Linked DNA regions of Homo sapiens: region 1 is linked to region 2. Evidence: chromatin contacts called from ENCODE Hi-C or POLR2A ChIA-PET data. All regions are on one chromosome and are shown on one strand. Each heading gives the region's core, a stretch centred on a gene start or an enhancer-like site at or near the end of the contact. The rest is flanking DNA. Distances are from core to core; before and after follow the strand shown. Region 1 has its middle 22 kb from the start of VTCN1. Region 2 holds the start of TRIM45 (tripartite motif containing 45).

Region 1 (3,705 bases), core at 291-2,790, 110 kb after region 2:
ATGCGGAGAACGATAGAATCAGGTACCTAGTAGATGTGAAAGGGTCAAGTTAATGGCATGGTTAATCCATCTTTGAACAAGACAATTGGACAAAAGTCTGGCATAGAGAAGTGAATGATGGAGAGAATGGAAACTTGAGGCACTAACAAGTGACAGGTTGAACTGTAGTCTCCAAACTGTGACCCATAAGGAGTGGCTGGTCTAAGATTTTTAGAAAAGCAAAAACGTTTTTACGAGTTGCCTAACCCTTAAGCTGGCGGGCCACTAGTATCTAATAAGCTCCATCACACAAGCACAACAGCTGTGTAACTGCTTGCTATGGTTTGGGTATTTGTCCCCACTCAAATCTCATGCTGAATTGTAATCCCCAGTGCTGGAGGTGGGGTCTGGTGGAGGCGTTTGATCATGGGGGAGAATCCCCCATGGCTTGGTGCTGTCCTTGTGATAGTGAGTTCCAGGGAGATCTGGTCACTTAAAAGTCTGTGGCACCTCCCCTCATTCTCTCTTGCTTGCTCCTGCTTTTCCATGTGATGTGTCTGCCCCCTCTTTGCCGTCTACCATGAGTAAAAGCTCCCTGAGGCCTTCCTAGAAGCCAAGCAGATGCCAGAGCTATGCTTCCTGTACAGTCTGCAGAACCATGAGCCAATTAAACCTCTTTTCTTATTAATTACCCAGTCTCAGGTATTTCTTTCTAGCAATGCAAGAATGGCCTAACACACTGCTTCTGCCTGGTCTAACACTAGCTGGCTTTTATACATTAATGATGATATTTGAGCCTGAGTGTAATTCTATAACCTTTCATCCTACCCAAGTTTCATCTTGAAACTGGGCATTGTGGGGGATCCTGACAAATAGAATAATTGGTATCAACTGAACATCTGTATGTACTTGGTCCCTGCCAGAACTTGTAGGGCAAGCATGGACCATTTGAATTCCCATAATTATGAATAAAGGATTCATGTGGTCCACACCCAGGTATCTGTGGTCATGTGGCTTGCTACTAAGAAAACTGGGCGTGCCTCTTCACTAGTTAAAAGCCATCACGTTTGGAATAAATAATAAACATTTACCTGCTTCTATATTTCTTGAGGTCTGATAACACATTTTGAATAATTTTGTATGTGGGCTCATTGTATCTTTCAGGCCTAATTTCTGACAGTGTCATTTCCCATCTGGGTTTTGATTCTAGAAAGTCAAACCCTGCAGTAACTGCTATTGGCACCCAGTGTTCACCTTGGTCCCTGGTCTGATCACAAGATACTCTACACATTCCAAGCTAAAGTCTGAGATCACTGTTCAATAGTCAAAGGAGTCTAGTTCCTTAAAAAATGCTGGGTGCCTTTCTAGTATGGGGAGTGGGGGAAGAGACTGTTTTAGAAGCACATGAGGAAGTTGCTACTCAGTTTGATTATGTTAGGCAAACAGAAATTAGTTAACTGGCAGGAAAACACAAAGCCAAGTTGGAATCTCAAGCTGAAACCATGGTTTCAAGTGACTATTTGTTACTCCCTGAAATTGCAGCCCCAGACTATTTCCTTCTTTCCATCAGAGCCAAGGCCGATGACCTGCCAGGGCCTTGTAAATCATTCTCTTACTCCAACAATAAAGCCCATAGTTTATTTCTGGGCTTGCCATCCACGAGCTACAAGAAAACACACTCCAAGCTGACTCCATTGCTGTCAGGCCTCTTTGCAGTGGTTACGATTAGATGAGAGGGGCCACTTGACCTGCAGCTGGATTGGCTGGCCAGTGGCTCTTGTTGCGGTTAATTCAAGAAGCAGGAAAGCAGACATCATACAAGGAGCTCTGACCAAAAGCTTTAGAGGGCTGTTCAAGGAACGCAGGGACTGTGTGTTTATGGTTGGATTTCACCTCAAACACTGATCTGTTGTGTGACTTTGAGGAAGTCCCTTCACCTTTCTGTGCCTCAGTTTCTTCATCTGTAACATTACCCTAGTGATGAGTTTTATACCACGTACTTGAGTCTAAACTTTTAAAACCAGGGACCCAGCTAACATCCCATTGGTTTCTCTTCAGAAAGGTATGGTCTTTTCCATGCAGATTACACTCCATTTCCCAAATACAATGGACTGCTTTACAGTTTGGATGATTAGATTTACTGGCTCATTACAGTTTTAAAAATAGAACAAGTCACACAGAACTACAAATTTAGCCCCTGAGGCTGATTGTGTTGGCAGGCAAAGAGGCAGCACTTTCTTTCCTCTTTCAGGATTTGACCTGAACACACGGGTTGTATGGCATTTGAGGGATTCATATGTGGTCAAGCCTCCAACCTTTAAGTATCAGAGCATAGGAGGAGAGAGGACTGTTGACCCCAAGCTTGGGATTTTCTACAACTGAACCCTTGTTCTACTACCTCTTTTCCTGCTGGCTGCCCTCTGTCCTCCCTTGTGCAACGAAATCTTAGTTCTCTTTCAGGGCTTCAAAAGCCTCCTCCATGTTGCCTTCCCTGGGCCTTCCTCCTCCTTCCCTCTGCGGGAAGGGCTCTCCCTTCTCTTTCCCCTCTATAAGCACCCATTTGTGCTATACATGTAAATTATATCACAATGCTTTGTACCATGGATGTTTGTGCCTAGGTTTCATTCTCTTCCTTGAGGTCAGGGACATTGTCTGTGATGTTAGATCCCTTATAGTACCCAGACAGGGCTTTGTCTATAATAGGAAAATGGATAAACAAGAAAATGGAGGACTTTGGGCATGAGGATTCACTGACCTGGTTCTCCTTGTCTTTCTGTCTTGCATGTCATGAACCTCACTGCATCCACTCTGTTTTTAGATCTCACTGAGTTCATGTGTTCAACCATACACCTTATTGGGTGCTCTTACGGACACTGTGATGTGCTATCCAGCTCCTGGGGGTGCTGCTGACAGCAAGCCCTCAGCCCTTATCACACAATACAATTGTCTACCTAAAAAGAGCCCCTTCTCCAAAGTCATGCCCCCTTTCTAGGACAACCTGCATGAATAACTGGTCTATGTGGGTTTATAAAGGTTCAGGCCCATACACTAATTTGGAACAACTTCAGAGCCTCCTATGAGATTGGCTGGGGCTATCGTCAAGACTGCATCACAGCTCAACTTCTTCCTCTGCCCCATCCTGTTTCCTTCTTTTCCCTTTTATAGCTGTTGATCCTAAGAGCACTCCCTAATAGAAGTCATGCACATCAAATTATTGCAGAGTCTGCTTCCCAGAGAACCAACCTGCAACAAGTGGCTACCAAGTACCAGGTACTATTCTAGCTTGTGGCTTAGAGTAGTGAACAAGAACAGGTCCCTGCCCTCACAGAGCATACAATCTACTGGGAGAAGACAGACAATAAACAAATACACACATAATAAGTTAAAGGAGGTGATGATCAGAATAAGCAAATTGGAAAGTGACCTAGGAGCTCTATGAGTCCGTTCTCATGCTGCTAATAAAGACATATCCAAGAGTGGGTAATTTATAAAGGAAAGAGGTTTAATTGACTCACAGTTCAGCATGGCTTCGGAGGCCTCAGGAAACTTACAATCATGGCAGAAGGGAATACAAACATGTCCTTCTTCACATGGTGGCAGCAAGGAGAAGTGCTGAGCAAAAGGGGGAAAAGCCCCTTATAAAACCATCAGATCTCGGCCAAGCACAGTGGCTCATGCCTATAATCCCAGCACTTTGGGAAGCTGAGGCAGGTGGATCACCTGAGG
Region 2 (3,761 bases), core at 753-3,252:
CTCCATTAGCATTGTATCAATTTGAAGCTTATATGCCTATTCTGGCACCAGAAGAGTGGCTGCAGAGAAAATAGGGTTAGCTGGTTTGGCTGGCAGCAAGACAGTCGCAGGGACTATCACATAATTACAAGTTAAAAATAGAGTGAAGTCTACAAACTTGTTCTGTTAGTGTAGCCAGAAAACAAATGGAAGTAGAACCCGAAACCTATTTTAGGCTAATCCTAAAACTGTGGTCATTTTATATTCTGGTGTCCTAGGATGGGGTAAGGTAAGAGTACGAAGGGACAAAAGTGATCCATCTGACAAACTATTCACCAAATGCCATAAAACACATAGTCTGCACCCCAATTAACACCTACCAGCCCACCTCACCAAGCTCCAGAGTAACTCTAAGGTACACAAAGCAAAAGCTGAGGTCCGGCCAATCATCATCACCTATTCTAGGAGCACAGCATGGGTTACTGGAATGTAGTCAAAATGATCTGGATTTAATACTCAGTTCTGTTACACACTTACCAACTGTAGGACCTTGGCAAATCACATAATATTGCTGAGCTTGTTTCCCCAATTAATAAATGGGGGCGAAAACAGGGCCTGCTTTTCTGTAAGAGTTGCAAGATCGAAGGAGATCAAGAACAGGATCTATGCTGTTATATTCATTCTCCTGTTTCTCCAGCACCCAGTACAATTATTCACTACACGAATGACTGAAGGAAACTGTAGCTGCACTTTGTAAATTGAAAGGGTTTATTGCTATTGCTATATTAGGCTATATATTAGGTACTATATTAGGCTAACCGGGTTAACTGTTGTACTGGAGTATTTGCTATTGCATTGTTATATTGCTCTTTGACCTTCCACGGTATTTGAGAAGGCTTTCCTTTTCATCTGCTCACCGAGGGATTTGTCTTGACACCTCTTTGTAATCTGCTCTTAAGCTACACCTGATGGAGTGTCCCATCTTTACCTATGAGCCTGGCAGCAGAAGTGGCAGAGGTTGGCTTTGCAGGTCTGACACCTCTTCTCTACTTCCCTGTCGTTGCACAGGTCACACACCAGGCCCTGGCCTTCCCCACGTAGGCTCTCCAGCATCACATCATTCACGGCCAGGTGGTCTATGGTTAAAGCCTTCACTCCACCCATGGGCAGGTCCACCTGAGCATCACATACAGGACAAAGGATGCCGATCTGCGACTGCAGACTTCGTGGCTTGAGTTCCTGGAATATTGACCCCTCAGAGCTTGTGTCAGAGTCTCCCCCTCGGATGTCCACTACTGAGAAGGGCTCCAGCTGCTCCAGACACGTGGTGCAAACTGTATGCAAACAAGGCAAGAGCCTGGGGGCTTTGAAAAGCCCCAAGCACAGGGGGCAGTGAGTCTTGCCTGAGTTCCCAAGTGCAGTCCCACTAGTGAGTTTGCTTACAAAGCCCAGCAGCGGTTTTCTGTTTTCTGACATACTCCTCACGTTTGTGACCAATATTAGAAAGGGCCCTGGGCAGTTCTACGATTTAGTAGCAGGTGATTAAGCCCACCCAAAGAGAAAGTCTCCAGAACTTGAACAGAGACCATGGGGACTCCCTCGCTGACAAATAAAAGGGCAGACGGGAAGACGAGGCGTCCTCGAAGGAATCACCCACAGATCTACTCAGGAGGGCCCCCTCCTTTCCACTGCATCCCACACCAGACACGCCCACGCCCTCCTCTGCCCCGCAAGTCCTCCCCGGATGCGCTTCCAGGTCTAGCTCTCCAGCTAGTCCTGCTGCCAACAAAGTCACCCCTGCACCTCTCGCTCCCTCCACTGCCACCCCCCTCCCGCCGCCCGCCCCACTGCGCGCCACACGCGACAAGCGCCGACCCCACCCGCGCACGATGAGGTAGGGGCCCTCTTGCTCCTTCCCTCTGCGAAAGGCGCGCGCCGGGTGAGGGAATTGCAAGCCGCCGGCGGGCTTCTCGGTGTCCACCGCCTCTCCCGCGCCTCGGCCCGGGACGCCCGCGGGCTCTGGCCCCTCCTCACACCAATCCCAGCCCGGTCTACTCCGGCGAGTCCAATCACCGTCCGAGAGCGGCGGCCCTCGCCGCTCCGGGCCCCGCCGCCCTCCAGAGTGACGCCACTAAGCATCCAATAAGTTTTGGAAATTCCACATCTTCGCCAGTCCACTCACGCGGGGGGCGGGACCTGACAAGGCCGTGGGCGGGGCGGCCGAAGGGCTTAGAGTGCGGCGGGAGGAAAAGGCCAAGGCTCGGAGCGAGCGGCATAGTGTAGTCAGCGTCACCGTTTCACAGGGACTGTCCCTCTCTCTGTGGTGACCAGAGAGGCCTCAGGACCTCTTAAAAAGCCACGCTGATTTGGCGCCGGGACGGCCTTCTTTCTGCCCTCGGACTCGTCCCACGAACGCAGACTGGGTTCTCCCATTGGTGGATGGCACTGTCAGTTGGCTCTGCGCTGGGAGTGGGAGACGTTTTTCGGGCTCCCGAGGTCTCGGCCGCTCGGGGGCGCCAGACGTTTCTCCTCCACGCGGGTTTGAGGCTGCGAGGCTCCCCTCTGTCCTCAGGCGCTTACTGTAGCTCACAGGTCCCTCAGGCCTAGCGTGCTGGGTACAAGCACTCCCGCGGCTCCCCGACTTTGGGTATTTTTCGGGGGTGAGGGCATCTCAGGCTCGCGTTACGGGGACCGGTTCGGGAGACCGTGGAGCCGAGGTGTCGAATGGAGGGCTTACTTCGGCCGGGCCAGGGAGCGCCACCCTCCTTGTCGGGCTCGGGAAGGCTTTGTTTTCCGGTCCGGGGGGAGTGCAGATGACCTAAGGAGTTGAATGTCACCCGGGATTCCACAGTCCTGTGTAACAGAAACGAGCTGAGCGAGTTGGACCCGCTGTTTTTATCAGTCAATCACGGAGGGCTCCTGCCTGGTCACAGTGAGACAATGGACGGTGGCAATGAGGGACAAGCCCTTTGTGGGCTTAAAACTAATTGGGAAGATGAACACGTCCGACCCCTTTAACTTTATAATTACACGGCCACCTTCTCTGGCCTTACCAGGCGTCTCCTGATTCTCCAAAATTCCAAAAATGGAAACAGCTGCTCCTTTCCCCTCCACCTGTTGTTATCTCCAGTTGCGTCAGCTTGTCTACTGGGCCCTCACTGCTTTCTTTGTTCATGACCTTCCCTACTTAATTTGTACCCAGTGGGCGACTGTTTCACTTGATTCCTTCATTATCTGTTTCATGCTATAGGCATAGTGTCTGGAGCCTAAGCTTTTAAAAGTATGGAATCTGAAAAAAAGTTAACCCCAAAATATGAAAAAAAAAAAAAAAACCATTATAAAATATAAAAATGAAATGTTTGGCCATTTCCAAAATATAACACGCCAATGAGTCAAATGCCACCTTTATATAAAATGTGCAAGTAATTTCCAAATGTTAAGCATATCTCCAAAGATTTTTAAATAGTCCTTACCTAGATTTTTTTCAGCCTCTTGTCCTTCTTGCATCTACTCTCAAAATCGGCATTCGCCTCTCCAGTAGGCTGGAGGAAGTCACAAAAACTGTGTGGACTTGGGTTTGCTATATATTCTTGCTTTGAACTTCACCTTTACCCTCCCTGCTGCTTGGCTGTGCTTTACTTCATCTCTTGTTCATACTGTATCACATTTCTTGTGGTAGTAGTTTCAAGCTTCTCTTGTTTCAGAAGTACTTCATAATTTACACGTGCAATATCTCATTTAGCAGTATCTCATTTAACCTTTAACAATATTGTAAGGAAATG

The links. A loop is a pair of places that touch in the nucleus more often than their neighbours do. ChIA-PET counts read pairs that join two places held with the same protein, here RNA polymerase II (POLR2A). Pooled maps may share reads with other maps.
Region 1: a map of left cardiac atrium shows a loop between it and region 2 (2.2-fold over the local background). The contact joins the enhancer-like site here to the promoter of TRIM45 in region 2. A Hi-C loop is called at or near these places in 7 of 168 maps with a recorded cell type or tissue (Right ventricle myocardium inferior, cardiac septum, heart left ventricle and 2 more) and 3 of 50 pooled maps. POLR2A ChIA-PET finds 5 or more read pairs at or near these places in 3 of 52 experiments (PC-9, WTC11 and activated T-cell).

What each region holds. Positions count from the first base shown.
Region 1 is chr1:117,230,576-117,234,280 of GRCh38, forward strand. No RefSeq gene overlaps it. Among named protein-coding and RNA genes, the nearest start is that of VTCN1, 22 kb to the left of the region's middle. Within about 2 kb of position 1,541, at least 4 of the 41 ENCODE cell types and tissues checked have a DNase peak (open chromatin) inside an H3K27ac peak, as active enhancers do; they include PC-9, where a contact is called at or near this core.
Region 2 is chr1:117,119,747-117,123,507 of GRCh38, forward strand. It overlaps TRIM45 (tripartite motif containing 45), which reads right to left and starts at 2,003. Exons shown (of 6, transcript NM_025188.4): 1 at 968-2,003. The coding sequence starts at 1,455. RefSeq lists a silencer at 1,768-1,957 and an enhancer at 2,268-2,437.